Linked DNA regions of Homo sapiens: region 2 is linked to region 1. A link is a contact called in ENCODE Hi-C or POLR2A ChIA-PET data. All regions are on one chromosome and are shown on one strand. The core of a region is the stretch at or near the end of the contact, and the rest is flanking DNA. Distances in the headings are between cores, read along the strand shown.

Region 1 (6,341 bases), core at 2,558-5,057:
TTTATTTAATAGAGATGGGGTCTCATTATGTTGCTCAGGCTAGTCTCAAATTCCTGGGCTCAAGCAATCCATCTGTCTCATCTCCTAAAGTGCTGGGATTACAGGCATGAGCCACCGCACCTGGCCAATAAAGCCCTTTATATGATATGTGTTGTTGCTCTTGTCCACAACCACAGTCATGTTCATCTCCGTGATGTCTAGGAACCTGCTCCTACTAAGCACAGCCTCCTCCCACATCTCCAGGAGCCTTTCTTTTCTCCAAGGCGACTCCTGACTCTTTCCTCTCGGCTGTCCCTGCGGATGTTATCATTTCATCTCTCCCACCCACTAAAATTTGGCTCCTCCTCAAGGCGCTTTCGCATTTTCCCACGGTTTTCTTCTTGACTCTTCCTGTCAGCTTCTATGTTCTCTTCTCTCATTCTCTGTAGATTCTGTGAGAACTTGGCAATTTTTCTCTTAGGCTTTTTTTTGCCATTTATTCTCCCCCTCCCCCTCCCCCTCCCCCGTTTTATTTTTTACGGCTTGTTATATACTGAGGTTTTGTATTTATCTTCTATCCTCCTCTACTCCATAAGGCTCAGAATGGAGAATTTCTTTAAGCCTTCATTATATTACTTGTGAGTTTCTCAGTTTCATTCAGAAATCAGTTATACATACCTAATAATGAAACTTAATTTGGGGAAGTTTTGCTGACAGTCTCTATGCCAAGTTCATGATTAACAGCTGGGATAGGATATATAACAATTATGTTTAATATTTTGTTTCGAGATGATCAAACTCCACCTGCAAGTTTCCCGCTAGCTTTACTTTGGAAAGAAGTTATTTAATGCAGAGATTGGGATGTGGGAGAGCTACTTGGTTTATGTTTTTTAATGACTCTGGGTTAACTCGAACTCAGACTACAGTTCACATGGTTCTTGTGCTCCCTTTGTCTGACCCTCTCTTTCTGCCAATTAGCTGGGTCTGATTTCAAAAGCCTTTTTCTTTTATGCCAATTATCGTTGATTATCTTGGCAAATTCCCACCTAATGCTCAGTTAAGGGCGGGTTCTCAATCTTTTTCCACTGGTGTCTCAACAGGTTTTCCATGGGGAATGTGATATGGGTACACTTCCTTGGAAAGGAGTGCCTTAGTAATCACTAAGCTCCCTTGGTTGGGCCCTAAATAGACCTTCCTTATAGCAAAATCCGCTTTGTAGCCAGTATTTTTGTGGCGAGTCTTTATTGTGCTGCCAGGTCTTATCTCATGTAGGCCAGCCTGTCTTTGGCATCTGTAGTTTGCAAATTGGTAACTGGAAGAATACAATGAGGATTTTTCCCTCCCTCCCTCCCTCCCTTCCTTCCTTCCCTCTTTTTTTTTTGTTTGTAAGCTGCGTGTATGGAACTCTTACTCTATGCCAGGCACTGTGATAGTGCTTTAGACAGAAGATTCATTCGGTTCATACAACCCATTTTATAGATGGAGATGGATGCTTAGAGGGCTTAAATAACTTGCTCAACTTATAGCTAGCTAGTAAGTGTAGGAACCAGGATATGAACTAGATCTAGTTTCAAAACCTGAATCCTTGAAGATAGTTCTTCCTGTTACACTATGGGGTTTAAAACTAAATCAGCGAGGCCGGGAGTGGTGGCTCATGCCTGTAATCCCAGCACTTTGGGAGGCCGAGACGGGTGGATCATGAGGTCAGGAGATCAAGACCATCCTGGCTAACACGGTGAAACCCTGTCTCTACTAAAAATACAAAAAATTAGCCGAGCGTGGTGGCACATTCCTGTAGTCCCAGCTACTCTGGAGGCTGAGGCAGGAAAACCACTTGAACCCAGGAGATGGAGGTTGCAGTGAGCAGAGATTGCGCCACTGCACTCCAGCCTGGGCGACAGAGCGAGACTCCGTCAAAAACAAACAAACACCCACTAAATCAGCAAAAGAGAATCAATACAATTCATTTCTCTTTTCCTAAAGATTTTAGTTTTCCTAGAAAATTTCTAACAACCGTGACATTCATTTGAAATCTAAAAGTTGGGTTGTCTTTTTCTATTCCCAGAGTCAGAACTTTGATTAACGTAAAGAAATCTCGAATCTCTAAGCTGCTGATTTAAAAAATAAATATGTATATATGTGTATGTATTGTCTTGAACATAATGAGGTCCTGAACCAGAAACCAATTGTACTGTACATCTGCAATAAACTAGCTACTAAATGCCAAGCTATGGGGAACATGCACTAATTAAAGACAGACTGTCTAATTTTTCTGTGATTGCTACAAAGTAATCGTGATAGTCTCAATGCACATGACAGATGCTCACTAAATTGTTGATAGGTTAGTTCCGGTTCAAAATGGTGGGAGAAGATGAGAGTGTGATTTATCTTATCGTAAATGTTGTTCCCAACAGAAGGTCAGACGATGAATTCCCAATGAGAAGTTGAACCCAATTGGCCCCTTTCTATGTGTGCTTGATGAGGTGTTTCTGATGGGGCTTTTATTGGTCAAGCTTGAAAGACCATCTTTTCAGAAAGGTCAAATTCCCCATTATCCAGGAATAGGGAAATAAGGCTACAAACTTCTAGGGCTTCTGCTGCTGTCTTTCTTCCTTTCTCATTTCTTATACATAAGAAAGAAATATCGAAAATTCATAGATGACAGCTGAGATGTCCTCTTGGAAATAAGACTTCATTATGTTTCCCGTCTACTGCCTGCTATGATTACATAAAGAAAAGGTGACCAGAATCACTGTAGCAACAAATAGAATTCAGTTGCTTCTTTTCCTGCCCTCAGCCTCCTAGGGCCTATAGTGTGGTGGCTGAGAGCTCAGATTCTGGAGGTGAACAGCTCTGGGCTTAAATCCTGGCTCCTTTACCTTTTGGCTTGATTTTGGGCAAGTTACACAATCCCCTAAACTCATCATTTCCCATCTGAAGTGGGGATGAAAATAGCACCAATCTAATATGGTTACTATGAAGATTAAAAGGATTAATGTTTGTAAAAAAAAATTAGCAGTGTACCTGGCATATGGTAAATATCAAATTTATGATAGCTGTTTTAAAAATTATTATTATTGCAGAAATATACTAGTTCATTAGTTGCATATACTGATAGAAGTGGGGATGGAACTTCATAAGGGAGTGGAAAGAGAATACTAGCACTCCCTGGTACCACTTGTATGTAAATCACTTAACGGTGTGCAAAGGATCACACTATAGTTCTGTGATGTGAGAGAAGACTGAATCACTTCCATTTCCGTTGGTAAATGCTAAGGGCAACTACAGGGTGCAGGGCAATAAATGCTGCCTCTCTACTTGGAAATGACTAATCTCCTTTCTCTAAAGTAAAGTGATGTTGAAGTGGGTAAGAAGAGAGAAGATGAAGGTAGCCAGAGTGAGAAGTGGGATGGAAGGGACAGGGAAGTTTCTAAGATCAGCCCCAAATCTTCCTTCTTGAGCTGTGACCAGAACACCATCCAATATCCAATGTCTTCTATCAGCCTGAGTTATCAAGCACAGGAGAGAGCTCCGTATTAAACTGTGTGGCATACGAGTGCCTAATTCCCAGTCTTCTAACTAGTAAGGACAAGGTTTCCTTGCCAAGTTTATCCTGAGGGCAAAGGCCTGGGTGATGTTTTTTGAGGGATGGTATATTCTTTTTAAAAAAGGTATTTAGGAAGCTGTACTTTGTAGACCCATGTGAGAAGGGAAATTGCATTTAAAACTCACCTTGGGGTGAAGGGAAATGCCTTTGAACTCTGCAACTCAGTAGGTAGTCACTTATCCCCCTCATCATTGATGGGTGAGCAGACAAGCTGAGAGCAATCGCATCTCAGCGTACAGTCCTGATGCACTTGTATTCAGTAATGTAGGCAGTTTGAGGTTTGCCCTTCTGTCCTCGCTAGGTGTTTGCTTTCTACTCTGTACATGTTTTAGGATGAACTATAGTTATCTTCCAAATTAGCATTTTAAAGGCATTCTGATTTTGTTTAAAACAAATCACAACGTGAAGTATTGGACTATGGCTGTAGATAATTCTTCAGATTGTGTTAGTACTCCTGGACCAGTTATTGTGAACTCATGGCCTTTTCAAAATGCAGTCGTTGGCTTTCATCTTCTTAAATGTGACTCTATCAAATCCATTCCAACTCTCATACTGGCATTAGTTTGGCCTACTTCCTCTAACGCAAGCCAAGCAAATTCTCCAAATACCAAATATAAGATGGAGATTCAAAGGTCATTGTTTTCTTCCATGCCATTCCACTCCACTCCCACCCCCAGCCAGCAGGGTAAGGGTTCAGATTCCTGCTTAAAACAACAGGTCAGTGGGCACTGCCAAATCATCCTCAATGCCGTTTCAACTGCTAAGTTTTCTGTATCACAAAACCAATGTTTATCCTGTATTTGCAACCCCTGAGCTGCGTTCTCTTGCCCTGATTCTCTTGCTCTTCCCTGCCAGTGAATTTGCATCATTTCTGTGTGTGCTTTGTTTGACTGCCCTGACTCCAGTTCTGCTGAGACTGTCTGTGGGTGGTTTCCCTGTGCAGAGATGACAAGTGCAAAGGTCAGAAGCTTCCATGATTCATTTCCTCTTTGCTGCACGCAGTGGATGGTTTTCTGGGTGAGTCACTCAGATGCCAAACACAGGAGGGATTTTCTTCACATAGAGGCCCTGAGGCTCTGCTATGCCCTGAATTGGAGGAGGAACTGAGTTCTTAATATTTCCTGAAAAATTGTGTATTTTTTCCAATGATTTCATAAGCCCATTTGTATTCCCTTTCTTTGCATCTGATGACTCTGATTTGCGAATGCTGCGTACCCCTTGGAGAACATTTTGGTATCTTGTAGAGCTTCACTGAGTTCTGACTCAAGAGTAATTGGACTCTTTGAAATATACCCCAAAAGCCTGGATGCAGTAGCTCACACCTATAATCCCAGCGTTTTGGGAGGCCAGGCGGGAGGATTGCTTGAGGCCAGGAGTTTGAGACCAGCCTGGGCAACATAGTAAGACCCTGTCTCTCTCTAAAAAAAAAAAAAAAAAAATTACGTGTGTGTGTGTGTGTGTGTATTATGTTTGTGTGTATATATCTCAAGCATATTCCTGTATTAAAACATTCCCTGGTATGTTATCTATACAGGAGTATTAACAGCAGTCTACCTGTGGCTCTTCAAAAATCCACCCTCCTAGCCAGGCACAGCGGCTCATGCCTGTAATCCCAGCACTTTGTGAAGCCGAGGTGGGCAGATCACTTGAGGTTAGGAGTTCAAGACTAGCGTGGCCAGAGTGGTGAAACCCCATCTCTACTAGAAATACAAAAATTAGCCAGGCGTGGTGGCGGGCACTTGTAATCCCAGCTATTCGGGAGGCTGAGGCAGAGAATCTCTTGAATCCAGGAGGCAGAGATTGCAGTGAGTCGACATCGTGCCACTGGCCTCCAGCCTTGGGTGACAGAGTGAGACTCTGTCTTAAAAAAAAAAAAAAAAATACTACCCTCCTCTTCTTCTTCCAGAATAAAAATCTATGGGAGGAACAAGAACATCAACTGAGGATGATGGTAATGTTGCAATACCTAGGGCTGAAACCTACAGCAAAGTATTATTTTCTCAATGAAGAGAGGTTATTATTTTCTTTTTTTTAAACCTTTAAAAATTATGAAATAGAATATGCAAACAGAAGGCATAAGTGTATAGTACAATGAATAATTACAAAGTGAATACCCTCCATCAAGAAATGGAACATGGCCAGCCCAGACGTCCCTCCTTTGTTTACCTTCTAGACGTACCTCCCTTCTCCTGTCTTGAGGTATCCACTACCCTGATTTTTGTGGTAGTCATTTCCTTGCTTTTCTTACCACCTATGTATGCAAGGTTGTTATTTTGTAAAGCAGTATCAATTCCATCTTCTGCCGGTGGCACTATGTAATTCACTTGTATTAAGTAGCGACCACAGGATGACTTTGGGCTAGAGTGGTATATATCTATTCTCTCCCCACCCTAAAATTCCATAAAAATGCTTATCCATGTCTACTGTGTCATGAACTAATAATACTCCTGCTAAGACACATGTTTAAAGTAATGACAGTGAAGAGGTAAAATAAGCACGAAATTTTCAGTGGTCTGTCTCCTGTGCTCTGGGGTTCCTGAGCTGCAAATAGAGTTAAATGATCTGTGATGGGAATATAGAAATCCTCCCCGCCAACCCCCTGCCACCTCTTACTATCCCCTCTCTCTGATTTCCCTGGGAAATATCCCAGCAAGTTGTAAAATCTGCAGAACTTGGGCATGAAAAGGATCTATTTACAGGTCCTGAACTTTCCCCTTTTGGTTTCTTACTTTGAGAACATACAGGCTGTTTCAGC
Region 2 (6,341 bases), core at 2,009-4,508, 190 kb after region 1:
AAAGGGTGTGACATAAAGGTCAAAGAAGCTTGCCTTCTCAAAATATATTTAAATCTAAATAGGAGTTTTCATAGCCTTCCCCCAGTGGAGTCTACAATATGGGATGAATAAAGGAGAGATTTTTGGCTGAGGGCTGTTCTTAGTGTCTCTGTACATTCCCACTTGACCTCACATGCTGCTGTTGTGAATGAGACTCTTTACTGGCTGGAGACCTAATGCCCCCTAAGAGCATGGACTTACGGCACGAGGAAACATGGCTACAATTCTTATTATTTAAATAGCTACTTCTCTTGGATTTGTTGATTATAACAGCTTCATCACCTTGTAGATATGGTAGGCAAAAGCCACGTTAAAAGGTAGGCTTGATAAGTCAAAGTTGTTTTCTCACAGAAGATGAAAGAAGTGATTTATAGTTTACTCACAGAGAAGAGTTTGAGACCACATGAGAGAAAGGCTTTTCTTCTAGGAAACTGTAGGAACCTGATAGACTTTCCAGAAGAGGGAAGCTTTGCTCTGGTTGTTCTTTCTCATGGGGGTAGATTTCCTACTTTTTCACGGCTTCTTTTCCTTGAGTAGGACTAGGTGTTTTTTTTGTTTTTTTGTTTTTTGTTTTTTGTAAGAAAGAGTCTCACTCTGTCACCAGGCTGGAGGGCAGTGACATGATCTTGACTCACTGCAACCCCTGCCTCCCAGGTTCAAGTGATTTTCCTGCTTCAGCCTCCTGAGTAGTTGGGACTACAGGCATGTGCCACCATGCCCAGCTAATTTTTTTTTTTTTGTATTTTTAGTAGAGACGGGGTTATACCATGTTGGCCAGGCTGGTCTTGAACTCCTGACCTCAGATGATCCACCTGCTTTGGCCTCCCAAAGTGTTGGGATTACAGGCATGAGCCACCATGCCCTGCCAGGACTAATTTTTTTCTTTGTTCACCAGGGTGAGTAAATACAATCTTTCAAATACTCTCAAGAGTAGGCCTGCCTCAGTTTTGCTTGACATTGAATGAATATGATTCAATTCTCAAATACCTTGGTATTGAAAGTGGGGTATAGGTGGTCTATTATATTGACAGTATTTTTACATTAGTCTTATTCATGTAGCACATATTTGTTGAGCATGAAATGTGTGCTAGATGCTAGCAATATAACAGGATATAGAATAGATATAGCCTCTGCCTTCAAAAAGTCTATAGTCTACTAAGGGAGGCAGACATTAATTCTAATTGCAGTAAGTGCTATGAAGAAAAAGCATACATCATTTTGCTAAGTGTCATGGAGAGGAACCTCTTTTCCACCTGATTCCTATTTCCTTGTGGAGAGGTATCAATTAATATAGCACTCCTGGCTTCTCTGAATGGGGCATGCCTAGCTTAGCCTTTCTCATCCCTTTGCTTTTGGGATGGGCTTGTCTGCTCTGAGTCTCTGCCTCTGAGTGGGAATTAGGGTTGGGGCCTTCCAGGTTTCCGGTGCTGCCGTGACTGCATAGGTCTATCTAATTCTGCCAGTTAAATTAGGAAATCCACTGATACCCTGCACTTAAGTACAGTCCCCAACCTAGCCTTTATTAGTATTTTGTTGATAGTTGACTGTCATCTGTTGATCCTATTGTCTCTCTCAATTCAGAATTTAGGTGGAATAGGTGGTGTTATTATTGGGTCCCTCAAACCTCAATAGTAAGAATCAATTTGACGCTTATACTAGGGGAACTGACAGAGTGTAATTTCTGGAGCAGTGTAATTTCTGGACCTGTGGTTTTCAGAATTCTGCTGCTCACGGGAAGGTGGATTGTAGTGAGCTGACAGGGCCGAATTCTGCCCCCTTCACCAGTGCCTGCAGTGATGACAGATTTGTTTTGATCTATTTTACATATTAAGCTTCCACATAAAAATTCTGAGCTTAAAAATAATTTAAAACCAGTGCCTTGAACTTGTTGCTTTCAAACATTTTAAACCACAATCCTCAGTCATAGTTACATTTTATATTATTCAAACTCGTATATATTATATACATGTGTATACTGACCTTACTATCTGTGGTATAGTTTATTGCATTTCCATTTCATACCAAAGAGAAGTTTGGTTAAAACTCATGGAATTGATTCCACAACCCTCATTACATGAAATTTAAAAAATTCTGCACAAGACCATGTTTATTTTATCTCAGGCCTCTTGTCTAGTAAAGACCTGACCTTCCCCTGATCATATCCCTTTTGCCCCATGGGCCTTATTTCTTTTGGAGCTCAATATATCATTCATTTTCTGTATACAAATACATTAGAGTTAAACTTATGAAATTACCAGCCCTTCTGAGAAAGTACTTTTTCAACATTGTTATTATTGCTGAGGATTTCAACAATAGCAAAATAATGTATTACATTCCAAACTTGGCAAATGTTACTAAATATTTCTCTTGAGGCTCATTTTCAACCATATTATTATTACTGGCCTGTTTTTTTGGGTTTAATGAGATAATTTTCTATCAAATCATGGTAGCGAACAGAGCTGACACAAATTCTCAAGTTTGTGGTAAAGTTTATACTCCATTGGAAAGTTTCTTTTATATAACAATATTGGCAGGGCTCATGTTTTAGAATGAATTATTTATGTGGGCCCATTCACCACTGCTACCCCATTCTACACAGCATGACATCCAGAAAATGGCAGTTTTGATGAGCATGATGAAGGCAGTATCATTTTTGTGCTTGATACAGTGGCCGGAAAGTTCAGGTCTGGGTGGCATCCTGAGAAAGGGAGCAAGGCAGTGTGGTGATGCCAGGTGCAAGAAGGTGGGGGTGTCCAGAGGGAAGTGAGATGCTCTGCAAAAAAGTCAGAGGACATCTCAGAAAATAGAGCCACCTTCCTGATGTAGCTTCCAACAGTCCTGTCTCCTAATCCCTTCCAGCCCCCAAATATATGAAGCTGACTTCAGAGAGATAAACACCAAGGAGTCAACCCATTACTTAGCTTTTGTTTCCAAAATAAGACATCTTCTAGTTAGGAGAGCTTCTGACCGAGGGGCAAGTGGTTTATCCTCAAGATGGTAGAAAAGCAATGTGCATGCTCAGTAAAACTTGGCCTCACCAGATGCCAGGCTCAGAGAGTCCTCTTTCCTGCCTTTCTTGCGTCACTGCCTGTTTGCTTGAAACAAGCAGTAGAAATAGTCAAACACAGGTGCTGGCTGCACTGGCAGCACAGCCTCTCCTCCAGATTCAGGCTCTCCCTGGATGGCACTGGCTGGTAACCACAGAGTGAAGATCTAATCAAGCCAATGCTGGCTCCCTGCCCACCACTAGCTGGTTTTATTCAGCTTCCCCAGTGTTGATAATAAAACACAAGTGAGCCTTCAGTTTCTTGCCTGCTAGTTCCAAAGCCAGCATTTGCTGCATGCTCTCTGACTTGCAATTTGGTGGCATCCTGGACAGGACACTTGCCTACAATCAGCACACCTGGCTTCTTTGTCTAGGTTTTGCCTCCAACACATGGTACACATCACTTCAGCTACCTGTGCTTTATTTCAAATGGAGATACTAACCCCTAATGTTGGCCAAGCTTTGTGATTATTTATCTCAGGGATTTATCAGGGTTGAAAGCAGAAAAAGCTTTAATGAAATTCAAGACTCTGTCCTAAGATCCTAAATGGTTGAAGTGTGTCCTGGAGGGGGCTGGAGTGGAACAGGCCATATGAGAAACAATAAGGCTGGAAGGAGAGATTTCTGGTGACTGGGAGGGAGAGACAGATCCTGCCCTCAGAATTTGTACCCTACTCAGGTTGTGAGAAGGCCTCAGGGGGGAAGTGTTGACAGGAAGGGCACCTGTAGGAGGCTTGGGTTCTCCCACTTGTGTTCCCCTGTTTCATCTGAGATTTCTAGTCTTGGCAAAGAAGCAGCAGAACCTGGGATAATGGGTGTCTCAGCCACAGCCAGTGTGGACCCGCAACTGACACCTTGAGGGCATTCCCCATCTTGAAGCTAGTTAAGACCCCAGGACTTTTACATATTTGCAGGAGGAAACCCAAGAAAGCGTAGGTTTAACTTCTAGGTCCAGCGAGAGTGGAGCTTGGAGTCAGAATTATAGTGATTTCAAGAATGGGAAGAGTAGGTAATGCACAATTTTTTGCATACCCAAGTGAATGGACTGAGGTTCTTAGTCTATATGTGTGTCACTGTATTTACTCAGTGAACTCTCAGAAAACCTTGTACTTCTTTTCTGCACACACTGAGCTTCTCTGCCAGGTGCCTTCTGAGGACATGAGAGCTTCATGCTAGGCTGGCCTTGATGCAGTGTGGGCAAGGCCTGGAGCAAAGAGTCATGAAAGTTGGAGGCTTGGAGTCCTGCCCACGGGTGGATGAGTGGCCCAGGCAGGCCAGGACTAAGTGCTGAAAGCCCATCAGTGCAGAATCATCCCATCGGGGCAGCATCGGGGTAACAGTCAAGCAGCAGCTCTTTGCCCAGTCTCCTTTTGCACCAGCTGTAGCTATTTGGGACTGATATGTTCTCAGGGCTTCCTCAGCCCCAAGTCCATGACCCCGTTTGTGCTTAAGGTGAACAGACGTCTCTCCTTTTAACAGAGGGGCAGGAACCCAGGAGACTGCTGAGCCAAAGCTTCTCCCCAGCTGTAATGCTTTCCTGAAATAGAGACTTTGCCTTGGCTCTTAGACCCAGCTCCATACTTTACTGTTCCCAGTTAGTCATGGAAAGACGAAGGTGCCTAAAAATAAGCACCATCTGGGCCCACAAGGTTCAGCAGGGCACACTCACAGCTAATGGAGAAAGTTTCAGTCTGCCTTTGTGGTCCTGGAAACCCAGCTGTGATGCGCTTGCCAGAAGGGCCCTTCAAGCCGTGTTATTCTGAGTGTCTCTCAGGGCAGCCTTTGCAAAGGCAACTTTTCACTGCCTGTAAGTTCTTGAGGTCACCCAAGGATAGCAGCTTCAGGGAAAATATGAGAAAAAATGTATTTTTAGTGCATTTTCTCATGTCTTTGTGTTGCCCCGCTCTCTTTCATGCTTCTGCAGTCCCCACTCCACTCTCCATTAGCTGCCTAGCTTCTGTGCCTGGTCATCTTCCCAGATGCCCAGAGACTTCTATGATGCCCTGAGCCTCCCTTTCCTAACACCCTTTTGGCTCTCCTCTTTATAAAAACTGACACATCTGTCCTTCAGAGAATGAAGCTAATCTGATAAATTAATTCATAACAAAGTGTAAAGGAGGATGGTTTAAGATGACCTGTTATACAGAAAATGGTTGCACTTTTATAGTGGTTAAAAAACATATACAATTTACCATCTTAACCATTTTTAAGTGGACAGTTCTGTAGGGTTCAGCTTATCTCTAATGGTATGAAATGGATCCCCGGAAGGTTTTCGTCTTGCAGAACTGAACCTCTGTAGTTATTAAACGATTCCTTACTTCCCCCTCCTCCCAAACTCTGGTAACCACCATTCTGCATTTTCATATCTATACATTTGACTACTTTAGATACCTCGTATAAGTGGAATCGTATGGTTATTGTCCTTTTGTGACTGGCCTGTTTTACTTAACATACTGTCCTCAAGGTTCATTTCTGTCTTAGCACATAACAAGATGTCCTTCCTTCTTAAGGGAGCATGGTATTCCATTGCATGTACATAGCACATTCTGTTTATCCATTCATCTATTAATGGACATTTGGGTTGCTTCCACCTCTTTGCTATTGGGAATAGTGCTGCTAAGAACATGAGTGTTCACATATCTCTTTGAGATCCTGCTTTCAATTATTTTGGAAATATACCCAGAAATGGGATTTCTGGACCACATGGTAGCTCTATTTGTAATTTTTTAAAGAACAGCCACGCTTTTCCGTAGTGGCTGCATCATTTTACAACCCAATAAACAGTGCACAAAAGTTCCAACTTCTTTACATCCCTGCCAACACTTGTTGTTTTCTGGGTTTGTTTTTTTTTTTTATTTGATAGTAGTGATCCTAATGAGTGTCAGAGTATGATTGTATTTTAAGGGAAGATTTTCATGCTTCACCCTGAAAGAATGATGATGGTGTTGATTTCAGGCTCTGGCACAAGCCAAGAGGAAATATTAGATATTTTGTTTAGGAAATTCTTGTTGCATCCTTCAAATCACATGACATAAGCCTCAGCAGAATCATTATATATCACTTGAGTGACAGATAGCTGAGTCACCTGCCCCTGAGGTCTAGATAAGATTACCTTCTCCATACCCCATTCTAGAATTGAGAAAAGTCAGACTCATGACACAGGATTATGCACATTTCTGGAGGGCTTATTTGTCATGGTCTTATCTCTGTTTTTTGCGTCCTGCTCATGTTATTTTTTTTTTTCCCCCTCTCCTAT

Evidence for each region. Hi-C counts contacts between places; a loop is a spot of excess contacts on that map. ChIA-PET counts read pairs that join two places held with the same protein, here RNA polymerase II (POLR2A). Pooled maps may share reads with other maps.
Region 2: a loop to region 1 is called in a map of PC-9, with 3 times the contacts of the local background. The contact joins two enhancer-like sites. A Hi-C loop is called at or near these places in 1 of 168 maps with a recorded cell type or tissue (PC-9) and 7 of 50 pooled maps. POLR2A ChIA-PET finds 5 or more read pairs at or near these places in 4 of 52 experiments (GM10248, Panc1, WTC11 and 1 more).

What each region holds. Positions count from the first base shown.
Region 1 is chr12:75,976,322-75,982,662 of GRCh38, reverse strand. No RefSeq gene overlaps it. Among named protein-coding and RNA genes, the nearest start is that of PHLDA1-AS1, 51 kb to the left of the region's middle. RefSeq lists enhancers at 4,412-4,461, 4,471-4,615, 4,492-4,661, 3,990-5,189 and a cis regulatory region at 4,537-4,550. Within about 2 kb of position 3,807, at least 25 of the 41 ENCODE cell types and tissues checked have a DNase peak (open chromatin) inside an H3K27ac peak, as active enhancers do; they include PC-9, where a contact is called at or near this core.
Region 2 is chr12:75,781,653-75,787,993 of GRCh38, reverse strand. The region is part of intron 1 of LOC105369844 (a long non-coding RNA gene); the gene reads left to right. Among named protein-coding and RNA genes, the nearest start is that of PHLDA1-AS1, 250 kb to the left of the region's middle. Within about 2 kb of position 3,258, at least 11 of the 41 ENCODE cell types and tissues checked have a DNase peak (open chromatin) inside an H3K27ac peak, as active enhancers do; they include PC-9, where a contact is called at or near this core.